2 separate regions of the Homo sapiens genome follow, and region 2 is linked to region 1. Evidence: read pairs that join two places in POLR2A ChIA-PET (ENCODE). Cell type or tissue: HepG2. All regions are shown on one strand.

Region 1 (4,000 bases):
CATTCTCCTGCCTCAGCCTCCTGAGTAGCTGGGACTACAGGCACCCGCCACCACACCCAGCTAATCTTTTGTATTTTTATTACAGACAGGGTTTCACCGTGTTGGCCAGGATGGTCTCCATCTCCTGACCTCATGATCTGCCTGTCTCGGCCTCCCAAAGTGCTGGGATTACAGGCGTGAGCTACCGCGCCTGGCCCAAGCTTGTTTCTATCCAAGGATCTTTACACAGTAATTTCCTCTGCCTGGAAGGCTCTCACACCAGGTCTCTCCTAGCCAGGTGTGACTGGGGTGCATCATTCAAGGCTCAGTTCACATGTCGCCTCCACGGAGACATCTTCCTGGACGCCCTCTTCACCTGTTTTTTTTTTTTTTTTCTTTTTTGAGACAGGGTCTTGCTCTGACACCCAGCCTAGAGTGCAGTGGTGTGATCATGGCTCACTGTAGCCTTGACCACCTGGGCTCCCGAGTAGCTAGGAACACAGGTACATGCCAGCACACCCGGCTAATTTTTTAGTATTTGTAGAGATGGGGTCTCACTATGTTGCCCAGGCTGGTCTCAAACTTCTGAGCTCAAATGATCCTCCCACCTTGGCCTCCCAAAGTGCTGGGATTATAGGCGTGAGCCACCACACCGGCCTTCACCTGCCTTTTTTTTTTTTTTTTTAATACCTCTTTAAAAATTGTTATTAACTAAACTAAACTCTACACTTTGGGCAGATTTCATTAGTTTTTCCCAATGTCTTTTTTCTGTTCCAGGATCCCTTTTACATTGAGTCCTCATTCTTAGGTTCCTCTGGATGTGACGTTTCTCAGACTGTCCTTGCTTGTGATGACCTGGACATTTTGAGGAGTACTGGTCAGGCATTCTTGAGAGTCCCTCACTCTGGGTTTGTGCAATGTCTTTCTGCTATTTAGACTGGGGTTACAGGTTTTGAGGAGGAGGACCACAGAGGGGAAGTACCCTTCTCATCACATCCTATCAGGGCACATACTATCAATATGACTTATAACTGTTGATGTTAATCTCCAATACTTGGCCAAGCTAATGTTCATCAGCTTTCGCCACTGTGAAGTCACTTTTCCTCCTCCTTCCATACCATACTCTGTGGAAGAAAGTCAGTAAACACAGGCCACACTTAGAGAATGGGACATTAGGTTCTGAAACGTCTTCGCGTATCTCCATAAATTATTTGGCATTCTTCTGTAGAGGAGATTTGTCCTTCCTCCCCCTTATCTTGATTTTACTTAATAATAATAGCATTCATTGTGACTTGGCTCTTACATTCTCTATTGTTCTGCTTCTTTACTGTCTGCCTTCCTCCACTAGAACAGGGGTTTTGTAGCTGTCTTATGTGTCTTGTTCTCCACTGTCTAATCCAGTGTCTGGCACAGAGTAGGCACACAATAAGTATCTCTTGAAGTGATAAATGAGCGACTGGTCTAGCCCAACACGAGATGTTTTGGCAGCGGGCCCGAGTGGCAATGATTCATGGTAGCTGTGATCTGAGGCGGGGTGGGCCACTCCCCGACAAAGTCTGTGATCAATGTGGTCACAAAGTGTTCTCGTGGGGAGATATCTCATGCCCCAAGAGACTCTCCCCAGACTGTTAGGCATGACTGTACCTGCAGGCACCCCTTGGCATGGAGGAGCACCCCCCCCCCCGCCCCGATATTCACATGGGCCCCGGCCCTATGTGAGGTTCACTCTCACCATCCCCCTTCCCTCCCATCTGATCTGAAGTCAGATGTCAAAGATCAGAGTCTCCCACAGGGCGGGCCCCATCACACAGGTGGGAGCCAACAGTGCTTTCTAAGTGGTGTGTGGACAAATGCTTTGTTTGCATAGTTTTGTACTTATTTCATTGTGCATTGGAAGAAAATTCTAGCTGCACAGAAAGCCTTCTGTGGATATTAGTGCTTAGAATAAGGCTAAATTTTGGGAAAAAAACAAGTGAGTCAATTCAAAGAAAGCTATCCAGTAAACAGCAGAGCAAACAGTACACAGATATGGCCAAGAGCTGGAATGTGGGCTGGGCGTGGAGGCTCATGCCTGTAATCCTAGCATTTTGGGAGGCTGAGGCAAGAGGATCCCTTGAGGTCAAGAGTTTGAGATCAGCCTGGCCAACATGGTGAAACCTATCACAAACATTAGCTGGGTGTGGTGGCGGGCGCCTGTAATCCCAACTACTGGGGAGGCTGAGGCATGAGAATCGCTTGAACCCAGGGGGTGGGGGTTGCAGTGAGCCAAGATTGGGCCACTGCACTCCAGCCTGGGTGACAGAGTGAGACTCTGTTTCAAAAAAAAAAAAGAAAAAAAAAGAAAAAAAAGAGTTCGAACGTGGTGCAGACTGCTGTCGGGGAAACATAATTCTCTTTCCCTTCTGCCATTTTCACCTTCACCAGCCTCCTTCAGGCACCTAGTGTCCTCCAACTACCTTGGCCATCTCCAAAGTGGGTATGGACCTCAGTGGGCATGCAAGATGATTCCCTAGGCAGTAGGTCTTTTAACGCTTCTCATCTTTTAAAATCTATTTTGTTTTATACTGTCCATAATACTAGCATGATCATATTATATATAATTTATAATACATAAATTTTTACACATATTTGGGAGATGTATGCTTAAATGTCATATGTATAGGTTTGCTTGTGTTTACTAACAAGGCTTGCCATCAGACATCTGAAGACTCCCAAGCAAGCCTGTGAGGCTAGCCTCCTCCTCGTCTCCCAGCCTCTGGCCTCTGCCCCATGAGGCAGAGGACGTGGCATAGGCCCACCTCCCCTACAGCTGCAAGTTCTCCTTCCCCAGGCTCAGCTCTGCCCTGCTTGGTTGACACAGTGGGAACTCAGCTCCAAGTACTTCCTAAGGTTACAGGGCCAAGCCCCAGCACCCTGGCCTGGAGGCCAAGCTTTGTGACGTAGTTGTCCCCTTTCTGGCTTAATCTCGTTGGACACCAGCAGAATTCCGGAGCAGAGAAGAGGGTGAAGACAATTCAGCACCAAGCTCATCCAACTTTTTTTTTAAGCAGCTGAATACTAATTTGCAGGACAATTTTCCAGGGCATCCCACCACAGTCAGCAGATGAGCGCAGAGCTGCTCCAGGAAAGGGTGGTGGGCATCAAATGCCTCTGACTGCCGTGGGCTCCCTCGTGCACTCCATGAGGCCCCTTTCTGGAATTCTACGGCTTCACACAAAACTGCTTGAAAACCACCGTCTGGTCCAACCCTGGATATTGAGTATGAGTGCACAGAAACCCACAAGTGCAGTGATTCTTAACACAGCTGGAAATGCAGCAGCAAAGCCAGGACCGCTCCCCCTTCCTCACCCCCAACCCCCGTGTCACATCTTGACGCAGAACCAGACCCACATGGGCCTCTCCACACAAAATGGGATTTCCACACCCTGGCTGTGACACCTGTGCGCACAGCTGCACCTCACAGTCCTCATCCAGCTAGCACAGCTGTAGAGTGAGTGGCTCCACTTAATTTTCTAGATGAATGCGGATCAGATCTTCAAATGTCAAGGAAAGGTTTCTTGCTCTTCTTTTTGATAGTTTTATCCAAACAACCCTTATAGGTACTGAAACAACCCTTATAGGTCTGCCAATTCCCTGAAGCTCTATGCAAAGTGCTATGTGGGCATGGGACCAGTTGGTAGCAGGTTTTTGGGGGAAAGGGCTCCCCAGATTCTCACTGCTCTAAAGTGAGTATCATCTTTAGAAGAGGACATCAAAGAGGACTTGACCTCCCCTGATGATCAGGGTCACAGGGAACCTCCTCATAGTGCTACACCTGAAGTTGGCACGGTTCTGTGCCACTCCGGGCCCCAACTCCAATTGTCCCTGTTGTCACTGGCCAGCCTCCCTCCCAAGGTGCGGGCGCCACACTGCTGCCACCAAGGAAAGCAGCTCAGTAGGCTATGTGGATACAGAGTTCCACCTATGGTCCCCAAGGCCGGGACTGAGGCACTGAGGCTGGATTTCCAGGGGGCTCTGACTG
Region 2 (4,000 bases), 120 kb before region 1:
TTGCCACCCCTGAGCTTGCGACCTTGGGCAGGCAGCTCTATCCGTCTGAGCCCTGGCTCCCTCCTCAACAGCAGTGGCCATTATGACACTACGATAACGTGAAGCACTCACATGTAAAATGCTGGCCCAGCTAAGCTCCTGCTGTGTGAGGCAGGTCCTATCATCAGCCCCATTTGAAAGAAGGGGACACAGAGGCTCAGGAGCTTCACAGAACTTCCTGACATCACATAGTTGTCTAGGGGTAGGTGTGGATTTGAACCTGGGGGGTCTGGCTCCAGGGTGTGTGGCCCTAGCCTCTTGATTGCAATGGCTTCCTCGGCAGGGCTGTGGCACAGTTTAAACAACACAATGGCTTACACCTGGGCACAGCAGGTGCACTGATGATGGTGGCTTTCAAGCTGCTCAAGTCCGGCAGCTTGAGCAAGCCTTTCAGGTGCTTCGTGTTGGGTCAGCACAAAGGGCCACTCTGTGGGACATGGTGGGGACAGGAGGACAGGCCAGATTCTGCATTTGTTCTTTGCTGGATGTGGAGAGAGGGCAGGATGGGAAAGCCATGGCCTCCACCAGGCCAAGCACTGCTTTGAGATGCTAGACCACTGTGCTGAGCCCGTGGACATTTCCCTTGGGCTTCATGCTGGAAATCTGGCCAAAAAAAGAACGTTTTTCTCCCCAAATGCCCAAGACTTTGTAAATGTCAACTATTTCAGAGCATTTTCCGGGTTACTAAGAGCGGTGGTGGGGGTTTTTGAGGAAGGCTCATTCCATCCACACTGACTCTTCCTGCCACCCAGCCATCCGTGAGGTTCAACAGGACATCCGTGAGCCAGGAGGCTGGAGTGTGCCTGGAACCCAGCACCGGAGACCCAGCTGTGGGCCGGTGAGGTCATCGTGCTCAGAAAGCCACAACAAAGGGGCACGTAGGTTACCCCAGAAGCTCTGCAGAGCCTTCAAATCAACTTAGCAGGAAGAGAAAGAACAAAGGACAAGAGATAACTTTTGTTCTCAGGAAGCCGGTAGAAGAGGTAGAAGAAGCAGGCACCCTCTCCAGGGATGAACTTTGAGACTCCGGGCAGGGGACCTTGCTTTCTGACTCTTGCTTGCCCCAGCTATAAAAGTAGGACTAATAACTTTATACAGTATTTACATACTTATCTCCTTATTTTGTGTAAAGCACCTAGCCCAGTGCCTAGCACATAGTTGGCATTCAATAAATAGGATTTTTATCCTGGGACCTTAAATAAGTCTGTAAGGCTAGAAGTAGACCACATATGCCATGAGCCTGAATTTTACCAGCTAGCAAATATTTTCAGAGGAGTCACTGCACTTCACAGTCCAAACTTTGCAGTTCATACAGTTGAAGCATCTGCTCCCCAAATCACGCTGTGAATTTCTCACCCTCAACATGGAAACTGAGGCGGCGACTTTCAAGGACTGAGCTCACAGCAGGGAGTGACAGAGACAGTAAAACAATCCAGCAGCCAGGCTGATGGGTTTTGGAATGTGTTTTTGTGATTACTCTGAGGCTTCAGCAAGCAGGCTGTGTAAGTGTGAAGAGATGTTGCAAAACAGCCATTCCTATCACACTGGGATAATATTGACTTTTGGCCCTTTGGGAATTTGAGATGTTAAAAAAAATAATACTGTGTGTGTTTTTGGAGAAAAGCATATTTATACTAAATGCCATGGCTGGACAGCTGCAAATAAAGAAAACTGTATTTTAGTCATGGGATTCTGGTTATAGAGAGAAAAGAAGTGTAGAAAGCTGTAACCTCAGCAGAGGTGCCAGGAGGTGGGAACAGAACCCACTGGTGTCTCCATCATGCCAAGCTTGGAGGTTCTGTCTGAGATGACAAGCCAAGCTATGAGTGGGCCACCCCGGAGACCCCCACCAGTTCCTGGGGACCCTTCTAGTCACCACAACTCCCGAAGGCCTTCTGGACAGAACAAGACCCACAAGACACACAAGGACTGTTGGGTCAGAAGTTGGGATCATCGAGATGCCCTTGCTAGCTAAATGCACAGAGAACATTCGGGGAGGGAAACCAAGCCTTCTTAAGATTTTGCCTTAAGCTAGCTCTGTGGCTTCCCACTCCCTCAGTCAAATTGGTCACCAAATCCTGTTAGTTTCTCAGCGTAGCTATTTCTGTTTTCACTTCATGGTTATTTACCCTGAGGAAACCCTTGCGCAAGGGCACTTGGAGATGCCTATTTGTTAAAGGACAAAAAATTGGCCACCACCTAAACATCCATCAGTAGGGGACTGGCTCAATGAACAGTGGTTTGACCAGATGATCGCAGCAGTCAAAATCGAATGAGGGTGCGCCTGCGAACTAAAATGAAAAACACTCCAGGATACGCTGTTGAGTGAAAACAGTGGTCATTTAGGTTTTTTGAAACAAGCAATATAATCCTATAGTACAAGTAAGTGGCAAATGGCCAGAGAAAGGTAAGGAAGGCCGCACCCCAGCCTGTGGGACTTTTCTCATCCGCCCACGGGCATCACCTGACGCACAGCTGTGAGCATGCAGTGAAGGGGCCAGAATGTGTCTTGTGGCCTTCCCACTCCACCCTTCTCCTCTGCCCTTCCCAACTCCAGTCAGTTAAAACCCAAGTCCATTTTGCCACCCATGTCCCCTGATCTGTCTTAGAACCTTCAATGGCTTCCTGCTGCTTCTAGGATAAAATTCGAACCATGGGGCAAGCTCACAAAGCGCTTTGCTATCGGGCCCTGCTGAGCTTCCCAGCTCTCTGTTCATCCCTACCCTGCAGCCACACCTTTGCATGTGCCAAGCCAGAAGCACCACAGAGCCCACTAGCTGGCAAGACTTGCTCACAGTCCCTCCCCCTGACCCCAGGCTTCTCTGTAAGCCCTGTGCAGTGTTTATTTGATTCATCAAGGGCCTTAGTAAACGCTTGCTCAGCCAACCTTCCTTTTCCTGACCCTCGTCAACATGTTTGTCATGTCACTTCCTTGGAATTGTAAAAGTTCCTTTAAAAAATGCCAATTCTTTCCCTACCCCAATTCTTCTCCACCAGGCGGTCCCGTACCCTGGCCCCCAGGAGCTGCCGTGCTTTGAAGAGGCCATCAGCAGCATGAAGGAAACGGCCACGTGGAAAATCAAATGGCTTCTGCCTGTCTCTGAGGCACCATTATTGCTGCATCTCTGCCTTTTGATTCAGTTGGTTTTTCCCATTCTTAGTGGGTCCTCACGAACTAACTCTCCTTCCCACCAACTGTGCACTCGGCAATACTGCTTATTTGCATTTCCCTTTTTTTTGAGAGGGAGTCTCGCTCTGTTACCCAGGCTGGAGTGCAGTGGTGCGACCTTGGTTCACTGCAACCTCCACCTGCCAGGTCCAAGCAATTCTCCTGCCTCAGCCTCCTGAGTAGCTGGGACTACAGGCACACACCACCACGCCCGGCTACTTTTTGTATTTTTAGTAGAGATGGGATTTCACCATGTTGGCATTTCACTTTTTTTTTTTTTTTTTTTTTTTTAGATGGAGTCTCGCTCTGTCACCCAGCTAGTCTGGAACTCCTGACCTCAGGTGATCCACTCGCCTCGGCCTCCCAAAGTGCTGGGATTAAAGGTGTGAGCCACCACGCCCAGCTGGCATTTCATTTTCTTGGATCCCAAAGGCACTCTAATTCTTGGGAAGTGGTTCCCAAACCTTGTTCCAGGGGATTGTCTTTGAGCTAGTCAGAGAGATTTTAAGGCAAAAATCAAATCAAGATGGACTTTTATCAACTTACATACAGAATTAAGGGCTAGGAATTTTTCGTTTCTCGGTTTTCTGCCATAAAGGGGCCTTCACACCTTGGCATCTCCTATCACTTGTCTGTTAATGAGAACTTGCGGTTGATAAAACAAATGATTCAGAAGCAAAGAAAAAAAACACCAACAGAAAAGGCTTAGGATGTTTCCTTGGGTGATTTTATGGACTTTTCCTTTAGATACAGACTTGAGACACAGATGCAAGTCATGCTCTCTGATGACTT

The links. Peaks named below come from ENCODE experiments on the same cell type or tissue, not always from the same donor. Only the 100,000 strongest peaks of a DNase experiment are listed, where the experiment ranks them.
Region 2: POLR2A ChIA-PET joins it to region 1 with 7 read pairs; 5 of 35 experiments call an interaction of 5 or more read pairs at or near these places.

Annotation. Positions count from the first base shown.
Region 1 is chr16:11,014,664-11,018,663 of GRCh38, reverse strand. The region is part of intron 11 of CLEC16A (C-type lectin domain containing 16A); the gene reads right to left. Among named protein-coding and RNA genes, the nearest start is that of CLEC16A, 72 kb to the right of the region's middle. RefSeq lists a silencer at 1,658-1,952. In HepG2, no CTCF peak of the experiment used is centred here; DNase peaks (open chromatin) are centred at 1,463 and 1,823.
Region 2 is chr16:11,137,087-11,141,086 of GRCh38, reverse strand. All of the region lies in intron 22 of CLEC16A (C-type lectin domain containing 16A), which reads right to left. Among named protein-coding and RNA genes, the nearest start is that of SOCS1, 120 kb to the left of the region's middle. RefSeq lists enhancers at 1-360, 361-939. In HepG2, no CTCF peak of the experiment used is centred here; DNase peaks (open chromatin) are centred at 916, 1,576 and 2,186.